Regions from separate parts of the Homo sapiens genome. Here regions 2 and 3 are each linked to region 1. The links are chromatin contacts, found by Hi-C or POLR2A ChIA-PET in ENCODE. All regions are on one chromosome and are shown on one strand. Each heading gives the region's core, a stretch centred on a gene start or an enhancer-like site at or near the end of the contact. The rest is flanking DNA. Distances are from core to core; before and after follow the strand shown.

Evidence for each region. A loop is a pair of places that touch in the nucleus more often than their neighbours do. ChIA-PET counts read pairs that join two places held with the same protein, here RNA polymerase II (POLR2A). Pooled maps may share reads with other maps.
Region 2: a loop to region 1 is called in a map of naive thymus-derived CD4-positive, alpha-beta T cell, with 7 times the contacts of the local background. The contact joins the promoter of ADSS2 here to the enhancer-like site in region 1. A Hi-C loop is called at or near these places in 2 of 168 maps with a recorded cell type or tissue (both naive thymus-derived CD4-positive, alpha-beta T cell), 1 of 37 single-sample maps with no recorded cell type and 7 of 50 pooled maps. POLR2A ChIA-PET finds 5 or more read pairs at or near these places in 1 of 52 experiments (naive thymus-derived CD4-positive, alpha-beta T cell).
Region 3: a pooled map shows a loop between it and region 1 (17-fold over the local background). The contact joins two enhancer-like sites. A Hi-C loop is called at or near these places in 1 of 37 single-sample maps with no recorded cell type and 7 of 50 pooled maps. POLR2A ChIA-PET finds 5 or more read pairs at or near these places in 1 of 52 experiments (OCI-LY7).

Annotation. Positions count from the first base shown.
Region 1 is chr1:245,953,720-245,958,454 of GRCh38, forward strand. The region is part of intron 5 of SMYD3 (SET and MYND domain containing 3); the gene reads right to left. Among named protein-coding and RNA genes, the nearest start is that of SMYD3-AS1, 150 kb to the right of the region's middle. Within about 2 kb of position 2,717, at least 3 of the 41 ENCODE cell types and tissues checked have a DNase peak (open chromatin) inside an H3K27ac peak, as active enhancers do.
Region 2 is chr1:244,448,984-244,453,718 of GRCh38, forward strand. It overlaps ADSS2 (adenylosuccinate synthase 2), which reads right to left and starts at 2,926. Exons shown (of 13, transcript NM_001126.5): 1 at 2,652-2,926. The coding sequence starts at 2,834. It also overlaps a transcript of CATSPERE not described here. RefSeq lists silencers at 2,106-2,385, 2,826-3,315.
Region 3 is chr1:247,207,891-247,212,625 of GRCh38, forward strand. No RefSeq gene overlaps it. Among named protein-coding and RNA genes, the nearest start is that of MIR3916, 8.2 kb to the left of the region's middle. RefSeq lists silencers at 2,559-2,768, 2,909-3,168 and an enhancer at 2,575-3,074. Within about 2 kb of position 2,546, at least 35 of the 41 ENCODE cell types and tissues checked have a DNase peak (open chromatin) inside an H3K27ac peak, as active enhancers do.

The DNA of each region.
Region 1 (4,735 bases), core at 1,467-3,966:
AGTAGGGTTCAGTTTTTAAAAATAAACAGCAGCAACAACAAAAACCCCACATGTACTTTCAAAAGTATGTTCTGTGATTACTCTTGTGCCTGGTTCTTCAAACAAACACAGGACTTTTCACAAATGAAGCCTGCATGTTCAATGCTGAATAAGATTAAAACGTGTTTAGCTCATTGTACCTACAGAAACACAACAGAACTTCAGCAAGATTTTCAACAATGATTATTTTAATTTTAAAAAGGATTTTGTGTAACTTTGTTTAAATCTGATAATCCTCTTTACTTCAAAAAATTAAAGAAGAAAGTGAAAGTAATACTTGGAAGCAAAATGAAACTAACACGAAGTGTATCAGGTACTTTTCCACATTAACTCACTGATGTAATTAAATTACAAATGCTCAGCGTCCTAAGGGGTCAACACTGTAATTAGGAAAAGTGTATTTCTCCTTAGTCCTTATACCATTTGCCCTGGTATAAATGCTTGTAGTAAACATTGTTACTCTTTCTCAGACAAGCGTTTTAAAGATGCTAGTTAAAATGTAGTTGGTAGCTAGTTTCCTGAGTCAATATGGCAATTATACCAATAAAATTGCAGATCAAGATGAGCCAGAGGCAGTAAGGAACAGGCCAAAGAAAAACAGGAAGAAAAGGGGACGATAAAGAAAGTGGTAGGCCAGGTGTGGTGGCTCACACACCTGTAATCTTAGCACTTTGGGAGACTGAGGCGGGCAGATTACTTGAGCCTAGATGTTTGAGACCAGCCTGGGCAACATGGTGAAACCCTGTCTCTACAGAAAATGCTAAAACATTAGCCGAGCATGCTGGCAGGCACCAGCAGTCACAGCTACTCAGGAAGCTGAGGTGGAAGGCTCGCTTGAGCCCCCAGGAAGCAGGGGTTGCAGTGAGCCAATATAGCACCACTGCAGCCACTGTCCAGCCTTGGTGACACAGCAAGACTGTCGCAAATTAAATTTTAAAACAGTGGTAGTTTATTCCAAATTCATGTGCTAATCAAATCATATCTCTGTGCCACTCTCACATTCAGCCCTTTCTTCCCGTTTCCACTGCAGGTATTTGTCTCCTGTATTCATTATCTCTTACTTGCAACTTTCCAAGTCAATCTCTCTGGTCCCTGTCTTTTTCCAAACCATTCTTTAAATTGTCATCAGATAAATCTTTTTTAAAAACAGATTTGATTTTACAAAAGAGAAACAGGAGATCTACCCAGTAGTTGCAGAATAAAGACAAAATTCTCTCGTGTGACATCAAACGCCCCCTATAATCTACTCCCATCCTGTGTTTCCCTGCACCCAACACGTATTTCAGTTATCCTGGCTTCTCTGTCATTCCCAAGTCAGGTTGTGGGCCCATGTGGTGTTTTGTTTTTGTTTTTGTTTGAGTCTCGCTCTGTCGCCCAGGCTGGACTGCAGTGGCGCGATCTCAGCTCACTGCAAGTTCCGCCTCCCGGGTTCACGCCATTCTCCTGCCTCAGCCTCCTGAGTAGCTGGGACTACAGGTGCCCGCCGCCATACCTGGCTAATTTTTTTTTGTATTTTTTAGTAGAGACGGGGTTTCACCGCATTAGCCAGGATGGTCTCGATCTCCTGCCTTGGCGTCCCAGAGTGCTGGGATTACCGGCATGAGCCACCGCGCCTGGCCGCCCATGTGGTTTTATGTCTTTTCTTTTTTTTTGGCATATGATTGCCAGGTCATAGCTTTTATATCTTTATTCATAGTTTCCTCTTTTAAAAATATCTTTTTCACTACTGCGATCGCTCATAATTTTATTCATCCTTTAGGATCCGGCTTAAATGTCACCTCCTTCAAGAAACTTTCCTACATCCAAATAGATTTACCTGATACCTGAGTATAGATAGTACAGTATATTGTTATAATTGTTCTATTTTAGTATTATTGTTGTTAATCTACTGTGCCTAAGTTATAAATTAAACTTTATTGTAAGTATGTATACATAAGAAAAAACAGTATACATGAGGTTCAGTACTATCCATGGTGTCAGGCACCCTCTGGGGTACTGGAATGTATCCCCCATGGATAAGGAGGCACTAAGCAACATATTGTATGTTTAGCTTTGCATACTTTTGGCTACTTACAGATGGAATCATACTGCATTGATGATTTTGCAATTTGTTTTGGGTTTTTTTTTTTTTTGGCTCAACATTATATCCTAAGATTCATTTATGTTGATGCATGTTGCTATAGTTTATAGCTGACAGACCTCTTGATGTGTCTTCTAGGAGGCGCTTATGAAGAGAATTTCCATAGGAACACTGTTTGTAAATGCAAAAAATTACAAATGACCCTATGTTCATTACTAGGTTATACAAATAGATAACATTATTTTCTATTTTTTCATTTTTCAGAGATGGGGTCTCATTTTGTTGCCCAGGCTGGTCTCAAACTCCTGGGATCAAGCAATCCTCCTGCCTGGGCCTCCCAAAGTGTTGGGATTATAGGCGTGAGCCACAGTATTCAGCCTCTTGGTATTTTCTATACTAGCACCTACTAATGTATATGGCACATAGTATACTCTCTACAATAAATGCTTTTTAAGATAAACGAATTTGAGAAGAAAAGTTATGTCTGATTCATTGTGGCTTCCTCATCCATAGAGGCCAGCACATGCTCAGATGCTCAGTCAAGATCTGATATTCAGCCACAAAAGGCTAGCAGTGGACAGGCAGGAAATAATCTGAGCTGACACAAGTGAGGGAGCAAAACAGGACGTGTGACGTGTTGGGTGCCTACCCCTAGCGAGGCAGGCAGAGCATTATTTTTTATGAGGTTAATTCCACCTGCTTACTTTTGAGTCCTACAAACCACTGTAGTTCACAAGAATTCCTTTCTTCTCTTGTGACTCTCTGTCTCCCCAGCCTCAGCTAATTCCCTCTCCCTGTCTTTGTCTCCCTCCTTCTACTTCTCCTCCTCCTCCTGTACTACTCCCCTACTCCCCTGGGTATGAGCCTGCTTCGGTACTCTGGGAAGGGTTTAGTGATGGTGGTAAAAACTGACTTCTTGATTTCCTTCCTTGCCTGCCAGCGAAGTCATCTTCCAGCAACTTCTTCCATTCTGTTGGAGCAATGATTTGTCTCTCACTATGCCATCCTTTGGTTTGAACATTGCATACCCATCTTAAGGCAGTTGATCCACCCTGCTTATTGCCTTTTTGGCATATTGGATGCCAGCTCTTGAGCAGAACCAAACCCCTGGAAAACTGATCACCATCTCAACATCTTATTAAACTAATTCTCATTTTGCTAAACTAGAAACGAATCATCAGGCTAACACTGCCAGTGAAGATGCAATGTAAGACAAATTATACCAAACCACCAATAGGCATGTATTCATCTGCAGCACCAGCCAACTACTCTCAAAAGAACTGATACAGAAAATGATGAAAAGGAATTAAATCCAAAAGTAAAGAGACGACTGCCAACTACAGATAAGATTTTCCATGAAATTGAGTATTATTCGGTTCATCTCACTCTGACTTCATTTTATTACAGTTTAGACCTGACTAGCTAAAAAAAGAAAGACCATCGCTTTGACACACAATAGAAGTAAAAATAAAGCTGACATGTCACCCTTTCCTTCATTCCTGTTTTCAATATTCAATCTTCCCCCTTTCCCTTTCCCATCACCTACTACACTCACTTCCACTGTAACATTTCTTTCTCCTCTCTTAGAAAAGATCCTTAGAGGAAATTAAAATGTGGCCAGTCCTTACTCTTTAACGTCAACGTTTCTCTCAGCATGCACTTCTCTAACTTGAGCTATCATTTCACTAAAATAACTCAACTCTTTCTTTTCTGAATCTTCCCTAGCGTTGCTGTATTTCTTACACCCGCTTGGATTCATGCCCACTCGCTGCTCAGGATATATTGTGTCTATACTTGAGTAGGCACAAAATGCTTTTTCAAACAAAACGTATCTGTCATATCAGTACTGTTTCCTCCATATACGTCAACCAAATTAAATAGCTTCCCTGACCTTTTGTCTACTTTCTTTGCCTTCTGAGTATCCTCATCATCTAACTCTTGGCCTGGTAAAACAGGATATGTGGAAAAGTCATAACTTACCTTCCTCATTATTTTCTCTATCAAGCCATAAAAAGTAATAAGGGAAACCTTTACTTTGGGCTTACCTTCACTCCAAAATGTAGAATTGTGTGGTTAGGTTTAAAAAATGACAGAATTCTTGCAAGAAAATGTTAATCTAATGTTAGAACTCCTAGCAGACAAGGTAGGGACGCTGAATGTAATTATTCAGAGACTTTGAGAAAAAAAAAGCGGGGGGGAGAAACAAGCGGGTTTTCTATCTGCAATGAGCCCAGCACTTTATGAGGTGCCTGTCTAGATTCTTTTTTTACCACGAAAGTTGGGAGAAGCTACTATCACCCTCATTTCACAAACGAGGCTTCTAAGGCTCAAAGAGGCTTAAGTGGTGCCAGATATTGAATCCAGGTTTTTCTGATCCTCATGTTCCAAAGCAGGACAAGTTAAATCTGAAAGCATCTTAAGAGGAATGAGCTATAAAATAACATTCTGACAATACAATCATACACGATGCAGACTGCTTATCCATGAAGGCCCTTCACAATCTGGCCTCTGCATCCTTTCCTCACCCTTCCTCTCATCACCGGCCACAAATCTCCCTTTTTCCAGCCCTACAGAACACCATACACCATTTTCTAAAGTGCTGTGCTGATGAATGTA
Region 2 (4,735 bases), core at 1,676-4,175, 1.5 Mb before region 1:
TCTTCTCTCTTCTTCTTAAAATAAATATTGATTTAAAATTAAGGCAGCAGTAGTGGTTGTCCTTTGATGCAAGTCCTACATATTTATGGATCTGGGGAACCTACCAAGTTATAAATAACTCCCCATAAATCCTGAATCTGAACAACACAGGCCTTAAGCGCTGTTAAGAGTGAAAACGCCACTAGGTTTGCATCTATTGTTTCCAAAAAGGCATTTTATACATTAAAATTTATCATTAAATGCAATGCCAGTTTTTCTTTTTAAAACTATATTTTATGTTGGGAGAAAGTCCTTATGAGTCTACTGGTGAAATACGGATACATTATGTGTACATCACTTCTGGAGAAACAGTACTGAATAAAATTTGAACTCATGACATAAATATGGCAGAATATATTAAACTCTAACAAAGGACATATTTTCACTAACACACAAAACTTAAGACATCAAACAAGGCAATCCAAGCTCACAATGTCTTACTGTTGATTTTTTCCAGCTCTCTATACACACTCACTAAGAACTTCAACATTCCAATTTTATAACCTAGGGGAACTTCATTAAGTAGATGCCAGCTTACTAGGGCTAACCAAATAATACAAAGTTACCAAGGTAAATCACAAAAGAGATAATGCTTAAATCTATTCATTACTCATCTATTTTTTGCTAACAAGACTAATAAAGAATCCTAATGATACACTTTTAAAAAGCACTAAAAGAACATAAGGATTCTATAAGGAAGGTAGTTAAGTCAAAAATACACAGGTGAGGGAAGTCTGCCCAACAAGGCCCCTCATTTGTTTCTCCACTATCTTCAGCTAACATTTTAAAGCCAAACTTAGTTCCTTCTCAATCACTTCTCTAGCCTTTCCAAGGGCATCAGATCAGGTTGGTCCATGACTTCAAGACTACTTTCTCGGTAACATTAGTAACACCTTCTCCAAGCTACAAACTACTTCTAATATTTCTCCATAGAATATTAAAATTGAGGATCCTTTAGAATAAATACCATAATGGTTGTGTTCTCCAAACCTTCTTACAACCCATAGTGTAGCTCAACCTGAGCTATTTCCATATTAACGAGATGTCAAGATGTCAGTGAAGGAGACACACAGGCCTCAGCCTCTCTCCCGCTGTCGACAGCAAGAAAGCTCGGTATTCGGATACGTCTTCCCCACAGCATGACCAGATCTGAATGTAAGACAAAAGGTAGGTAAAGGCTGGATTTCTGGAGTATTTCCTAAGAAAGTGCGGGGCAGGAATTTAATGGCAACACCCTGAAGATTGCTAAGGTACAAAGTGTGTTGCCAGAGGGGTGGAGAAATAATAGGCTGGAAGGGAAGGAGGGAGAGGTGGTAGTGACAGTTTCCTAAGAGGCAATTAGTGCAACAGCTATTTCAGAATGGGCAGGGTGGATTTCTAAATGAAAACAAAACAAAACGAAACAAGGTAAATCAGAGAATATTTGCAGTATTTGCATTTAGCTTTTTAACATACCTGTGATTTCATTGTTTCTGCATGCTCAAAATGGTATTCAAGGGGGCCTATAACTTACTAGAACATATACAGCATGGCACCATCATATCATGCCATGCATGTTCAAAAACAAATATTCTTGCAACCTAAACAGATAGCAGTTAACTTCAAATATTACATTATGCTTTGTTTTGAAAGTGGTTATTGCTCATCTGCTTAGAATTTTGAAACTGGAGAGAGTTATCTGAGAGCCTTTACAAAGGCCTTACCCTGTATGCTGCGTCAAAGGAAACGACAAATAGGAAGAAAGGTTACACTGAAAACCACGTGTCTCCCGTTAGAAGTACATTACCACCTCGTTTTCCGAAAGTTCACTTTCGATGTCACCTTAACAATGCAAATATTTATTTCCAAATACTCAATTTGACATCCATGTATTTACTTCCCTCACTTTTTTTGAACAGAGAAGGGATTCCTTCCTCTGGGACCAACTAGTAAAAGTAATTTCTCCTTAACTTTCATGTATGGAGCACACTGTAAAAACAAAAACAAAAACAAGAAACTCAGGGCCCTAAAACAACAGTCCAAAGCCCAGAGGTGGGTGGGTTTGGATGTCAACAAAGTGGACCAGAGGAAGCAAAGCACTGCATGCCACGGTCCTGCAGATGGGGGATCGGTGAGTCTGATTTCAGGACGTTTCGAAACAATCCACTCCCACTCCGCCGCCCTGGGCGGGGCGGGGGGGCGGTGATGGGGGGTTCTGCCGTCGCGCCGGGTCTCCGCCCGCAGTCGGAAGAGTTGGGAGCAGGCCTCGGGCGGTAGCTCCTCAAACTCGGACCGCATCCCACCTCCACCCCGGCCTCAGTCCCGGCGCTGAGCACCACTCGCCAGACGCAAAACTGCAACTGCCAGGCATCGCGCATCTCTCAAAGGCTCCCCGCCAGCCCACCTCTTCCTCCAGGGCCACCCCAAGTTTCACCCGACGCTCCAGGTCAGGGGTCCCCGACCTCCCGCCATTTCTCCACGTAGCCGCAGCTCAGGACAGGAGGAGAGAGCCTCAAGGTGACACCTCATTTTGGCCAGTGGATCCGGGTTCTGGGTCCGAGTTCCCGGGCACCAGGAGCCAGGCAGCCCGAGCTCCCGGGCCCGGCTTCCCATGAGAGGCCCCGTCGCCTCACCTGGCAGCGGCACACGATGTCGGCGTCCTGCGCCAGCAGGTCCACCACCTTCCCTTTGCCTTCGTCGCCCCACTGCGCACCGAGCACCACCGTCACCCGGTTTCCTCCGGGCCGCGCCCTGGGGCGGCCGCAATCGCCGTTGGGCAGGGAGGATGCCGCCGGGTAGGTCTCGGCGAACGCCATGGCTCCAGTGACGCGAGGAGAGCCCGAAGGAGAGGCGGCCGGCGAGGAGTGAGCGAACTGAACTGCTCTGCGGCCGCCAGCCACATGCAGAGGAAGAAGGAGCCAGAGGCCGGCCCCGCCCCCGCCCCGCCGGGCCGCCACCCTCCAGCCAGTCCCCGCCCCGCTCTCCGCCACAGCCCGCTCAAGGGGGTACCATGACTGCCCCGCGCAGGCCGGCCTCGGCAGCACCGCCCGCAGGAAGAGGCCCTGGTGGCGGCAACGGCCGCCACCCCGGACCGAGGCCACGCCCCTTCCGCGGCCTGGCGCGCCACTCCCGTGCAAACCTCGCGAGCGGAAAAGGTCAGGGGCGGGGCTTCGAGAGCGCTTCTCCTTCAGCACCCCGCCTACCCGCTCTACCTCTCGCTTTCAAACTGGAGAGGCGCGGAAGCGCGTGTGGAGCGTCGGACTACAAATCCCAGCATGCAACGCTCTGGGCTGCGGCGGTGTATTCTGGGGCCACTGTGTCTGCCATCTGCAGGTTTGTCTGGATTTGTCTTTATTAAGGAATGAATGTGTACAAAATACAAACTGTGGAATTTCGCAGTACAAACAGCATAAAATCGGAACGTGTAAGTGTAGAATTGGAAATTAAAAGTCCGGAAGTAACAGAGATGGGGACAGGGATCAAAAAAGACAAAATTCAAAAGTAAGGCAATAAGATAAAGGACATGAGACCTGAAATCAATAGATCAAATAAAGTCCTAATCCTCATTTTACATAGTAGTAACAAAGGCTCAGAGAGGAGGAGTGGATTACCTATGTCGCATATAGTACATATATGCAGATACCGTCATGCACTTCTTTATTTTTTAATCCCCACAACCATATAAGGTAGGTGATCCTCTATTATCCTTATTTTACAGGATTTAAAAGCTGGGTAACTTGCCCTAGTGAGGCTTGAATTGGTACTTCGATAATCTAAGTCCAGAGCCCATGTCCTTCCTGTAGATTCCACTGTCTCTCAGTTACATTTGTAACTAGATTCTGGTGTATACCTACTGTTCATCTAATGCCCTTTCGACACCAACACAAATTAACTATGATGTTTAATTCTGATAAAAGGTGCTTCGAAAAAAAGTGGGAATGGAATCACATTATATGTACCGTCTCCCAAATCGCCTGTACATACTGTATGTTCACTAATGGTCCCTAGAGTACACTTTAGTATTTTATTTCTAGTCAATGAGTTAAGTCAGGAACATTGAGAACCTGCTATTAACTAACTAAGTGTCCTGGGCACTGATAACATAGGAGAAATAAAGATACAATTCAGCCCTCAAGGATTCAAATTATTTGGTCTATTGATTAGTAAACAATTATAATACTATGTGATAATTGTTGTCTATCTTGGCCTTATTACAAGATCACAAACATTTTGGAAACAAGAATGCCATCTATTTCTTTCTAGTCAAATGCCCGAGGTAGTGTTGGGCAGATAGTAGATACTGAATAAGCACACCTTACTAGTCATTTCCATTCAATTTTTTAAAATCATTTATGGGAGACTGATTTGAGTAATAATAAAACTCTGGTTTCCTGCACAGCCAGCTCTACATGAATTACTCTTTCTCTATTGCCATTTGCCTGTCTTGATGAATTGGCTCTGTCTAGGCAGTGGACAAGGTGAACCCCTTGGGCGGTTACAAATTTGGGGGCTTGTCTGGCATTGCCTTTGTGGCTACCTACTCGTGGTTCAGTGGCCCCCCTCCAGCAATGGATCCAGAAGCCTGCCCAAGCGGCCACCCAGTTCTCTTGGACTGGGGGCTGACTCTGGTACTCTCTCTACTGGTGGGGTGCTGCCAACCCAGTGTGCATGGATTTAATTGCAATGGAGAAATAGCCCCGGGGAGACGTCCCTTAAC
Region 3 (4,735 bases), core at 1,296-3,795, 1.3 Mb after region 1:
GTCCTCTCACTCTCACCTTTCTACTCTGGTTTGTTCCTCCAAACGAAAGAAAGCCCTTGTCTGCCTAAACTTTGAGATCCTGGAAGATATAGTTGGTGCTTTCCCTCTGTTGTAATACTCCTTTGAAGTAAGTAACTTCTTATCTAAATGTGAATTTGTTTTATTTGACAAAGTCTAGAAACAGCCCCAGAACAATAACAATTCCATCCTCAGAAAGAGCCTCCAGACTCCGACCCCAACAGCATCTGCCTGTGGATCCCAGCTCTCTAGGGCTCTATAGCTCCTCTCAGTATAAAGTGCTCCTTTCATGTTGGGGTGTGCAGGCTGGGACACCTGCAGGGGAGGCTCCCCAGTAAGAACTAACCGGGTCTTCAATGACCTTGTTTTGCAGGCTCAAGATTGGCCTTGGCTTAGAGTCACTGGGCTCCGACTTCTATTTCCCAGTCAGGGTTATTCACTTAGTTGTAAATGAGAAAATGCTCAGTGTTTGAAGAATCCAGCAAAATCACTCAAACACAGTGTTTATTTAAGAGAATAAAATTATAAGGCACTTACATTGTATACCTCAATAGAAAAAGCAAAACTCTCTATCAGTTTCAGACAATAAACATGTCACATTATTTCCGTAATTCAAATCATTCAGTAAACAATCACATATGAACATATCTAGGAGATGCCAAGTCCCATCTTGTAAAATTCAGTATTAAACTCAGACATCTAGATAATAGAGATATCAACTCCACAAGTCCTCTACCCTGCAAAAAAGAGGAACTAATATTTTGATGAAGCAATGTAATTCACCAATTAATCTACTACTTTTTTTGTGGAAATGTATTCATTTCCTATAGCCATACTGGAAGAGGATTTTCCCTATTACTTTCCCTGGTAGCATTCCCACAGCTACGCCCTGGGATTCTGTTTAAAATCACCCCTAAAAAGGAACAGGCCTGACAAACTTACTATACTCTAGGGAAGAAAAAGGTAAATCAGAATTTTTAACAAGTGAATATTTGACTATATATGTAATGTCTTTTCTGAAATCCACCTCTTAAACATTTTCTTACCTTTGAAACTCTACTGTTAAAATGCAATTGACAGTTAATAAAAAACTAAGGTTGAATTAAGTGAAAAAAATGTTTCAAGGTGTAAAACCCAGGAAGTGGCAATGCTGATTGGAACACAGACAAATCTGACTCAAGTGCCAAGTCAGGCCGTCCTATCACTTGGGACCTTCCTCTGTTTCCATACTGCTCACTGACCACCTTCCCGCCTTGCCCAGGAGCCACCACACTGTGCCCCACTGGGTGCCCCAAGTGGCTTGACTTTGCAGATTCTCGCGCCCCCTCACTGCAGTGGGTCTTCCTTGTCCTTTGGAACAGTTTTTCCCCCTTCACAAGTCTGAGAGAATCCAGATGTCAGAAATCATTTCTGTTTTTTCTTCTCAATATCAGCATCCAACTGGCTGACCAGCAATGTGTCCCCAAGGAACAGACGCTGGAGTTGGGTGAAGACAATCTGCATGTCCTAAGGGGTTAGCTTTGTAAATGAAGGGTAGGACCAGCTTCCTCTCAGCCCCAGGGCATCCATCTGCTCCCTTAAGAGGCTCCACCTCCATCACTGAGGCTGTCCTCTGGGAGGAAAGGAACAACGTGCTAATGTTCACTAAACATGCCTTGAGATGGGTCACCCCCAGACAATTATGAAACCCAGGCACAGAAAAAGACTGGAGGGTGGCTGAGGACACATGACCTTGTAAAATTTCCAAAGCAGAACCTCAAACCAAAGACATTCCGATAAGGTGTCTGTGCCTGGGGAAGATAAAAGAAGAGACACAAAGATTTTTTTTAAAGCAGTGTGTCAGGTGATTCTTCTCTGCTCACATAAAATGTTTACAAACAGAAAACAGATGTCTAAAAAAAGTGCCATCCAATGCTCTGTGAAAAAATGATGAAAACACTGTGTGTGAAATGTACAATAAAGGACACACAGGCTGGGGGGACAGGATGGTGGATGTGAGACCGTGCTTGCCACACATTTGGAAACGCAGTGGAAAACCAGTCCCCCTCTGGAGTGTTTAAAATAATTAACTAGCAATCAATTAGACTGAAGTAGCACTAGGACCATCGGTTCCTAAGGAAAAAAATCTAACTGAAATACATGTCTTGTAAATTACTACCTTAGGAAGAAACGATTTTCAGCCTGAACCAACCACAAACCTCCAATTAACCTCTCATTAAATAACCAGGAAATTTCCACCTGGACAGTCCACATAAGGCGACTCCACAACTGTAACTGTAACCAAGTTCTGAATTTGGTTCGCTTCCTTATGCCCCTTACAAAAGCCTTTGCTCCAAGCACCCACAAACCATGACTGGGCGCTCTGCATTGATGAACAGCTCTTTGCTCAAATAATCTCTTTAACGTTTAAACCTTGATTCCCTTTTCATTTTTACCAGGAGAAAGGAGGGCCTGGGACCCCACAGCCCACAGCTCCTCCCACGCAGTGGCTCCTCCTGGGTCGGGGCTCTCCCCCAGGCCCCTGCCGTCGCCACCGCACAGCTGCCAGCGAGGGGACGCGCCGGGCGGAAGTCGAGCGCAGAAGCGGACCGGACGCCGGGTGAGGCTGGCGGCCCAGCCCACATCCTGAGGCCAGGGGAAGCTGAGGGCCGGGCGGGTCCAGCGGGGTCTCGGGTCTGCAGACTCCGGAGGCAGCTGTGGGGAGGCCTGGGGCCGCCACAGCCAGTTCCAGCCCGTTTCCATCAGCCCCCTGCCCACCTCGGGACCCCGCCCACATACTCACCATTTCCCAGCTTCCCGGGTGTCCAGGCTGCTTAGCTATGGATCTCCTGATACCTGCAGGTCAGAGGGCAAGAGGCTGTGGCGGCCACCTGAGCTTCCCCGAGCAAAGCACGCCGAGCACAGAAGACGACCCAGCTGAGGCTGGCAGGAGAGACGAAGGCCCCGCCAGATCCCGGAAGCCGCGCCCTTCTGTCCGGCTGCACGCCCGATTGGACGGTTCCTACGTCAGCGCCCCTGATTGGATAGGGCTCCAGGCCCCGCCCCCTCAGTCCCTGAGTGACGGAGGATGTGATCGGACGCTGGGCTGAGGGCGACAAAGTGACAGGTTCTTGGCTGCAGCCTTTTCATGCAGGGCTTCCTGCTTGCGCTGGGCCTGGCCCAGCCCAGGGGGCATTTTCATTTAACCTTTTGTATAAGGTTATATCCATTTATAAATAATATATATATGTTATTCACAAATGAAAACAATATAATGGCAATGATTTTAACATTTCAGATTTTATGACCTTTCTGGCCTCTGGTAGTTTGATCAGGCAGCCTGAAATTTCAAAAAGGGAGGCAATCCTTTAAGAAATAAAATGTAAGCCACGTGTGAATTTTAAATTTCCTAGTAGCCACCTTTTAAACATTAAAAGTAACAGGTGAAACTGATTGTAATAATTTATTTAACCCAATATATTCAAAATATTATCATTTCAATGTATGATCAATATCTCAATATTCATCAATATATTAATGAACTATATAATTTTCGGTAGTCAATCTGTGAAACTCACTCTGTATTTCACCTTCCCAGCACGTCTCTGTTCAGCCACATTCCAGGCCCTCAGTACTCACACATGGCCAGTGGCTGTCACACTGCCGTGCAGCTCTGAGGGAGGTGAACGGTCTGAACCCTCATTTCCTTCCAGCAGTGAAAGATCGGTCCTCCTTATCAACGTCTCTCCCCAGGCCAAAGGCTGAAGGGACAGGGCCCTAGAGAGAGCAAGGGCTGCAAAAAGAGAGTGTCCACAGGTAGACCATTGCTGCCCCGCCTGCTGTCCATCTTCCTCCCAAAAATCAGACAGTCAAAAAAAGAACAATGGAGCCCCCAGGAGGACCTAATCCCCAGTCTTCAGGTCTTCCACAGCTTTGACTTCCAAAGTTTAGATATACAGAAAATAGATTAAACAAACTTCTGATATTGGTATTTGGCCTTGGCGCTAATAAACAGGCTATTGGTTGTCTTTTTCCTCCTATGGTGTGGGAGACTGGGTGAGTTTATGCACCAATCACGTGTACACATCTACATGTATCTCTACATAACTCACCACCGTCTAACAAGAGATCCAAATTTAAATAAAGGGAAAAGAAAATCAATACCTATAGGGTGCCTACTGTTTGCAGGTAACTAGTAATCAGTCTCTCATTGAATTCTGACATCCTGTCTGTAATGGGTGTGTGTGTTAGTTAGTTAGTGATGCATAACAAACCACCGAAACTTACTAGCTCATGATTCGGCTGGTCAGCAATTTAAGCTAAACTCAGCTGGGCAATTCTTTTGGTCTCAGCTGGGATCCTTCAGACATGTGTGGGCAGATGCTGATTGCAGCTGTTTCTAGGGGTGAGTTGCCTGTCAACTGGGGCACCTTCGTTCTTCTCCGTGTGGTATCTCGTTCCCCAGCAAGTTAATGTGTGCTTATTATCATAGAGATAACAGGATTCTGAAAGAAAAACAAAAGCACTCAAGTTTTGAACCTAGGTCCCAGACTAGCACACTGTTATATGTTCAGTTTTCTGTTGACCAGAGCAAATAAGACTCTAAACATTTTGAAATACAGATTTTGCCTCTTGAAGGGAGCAGCTATAAAAGCACTTTGCAAAGGACATGTATACAGGGAGGAATGAAGAATATTTGCAATCAGTATCATTATGCCTTTTCTTGCAGATGAGGTTT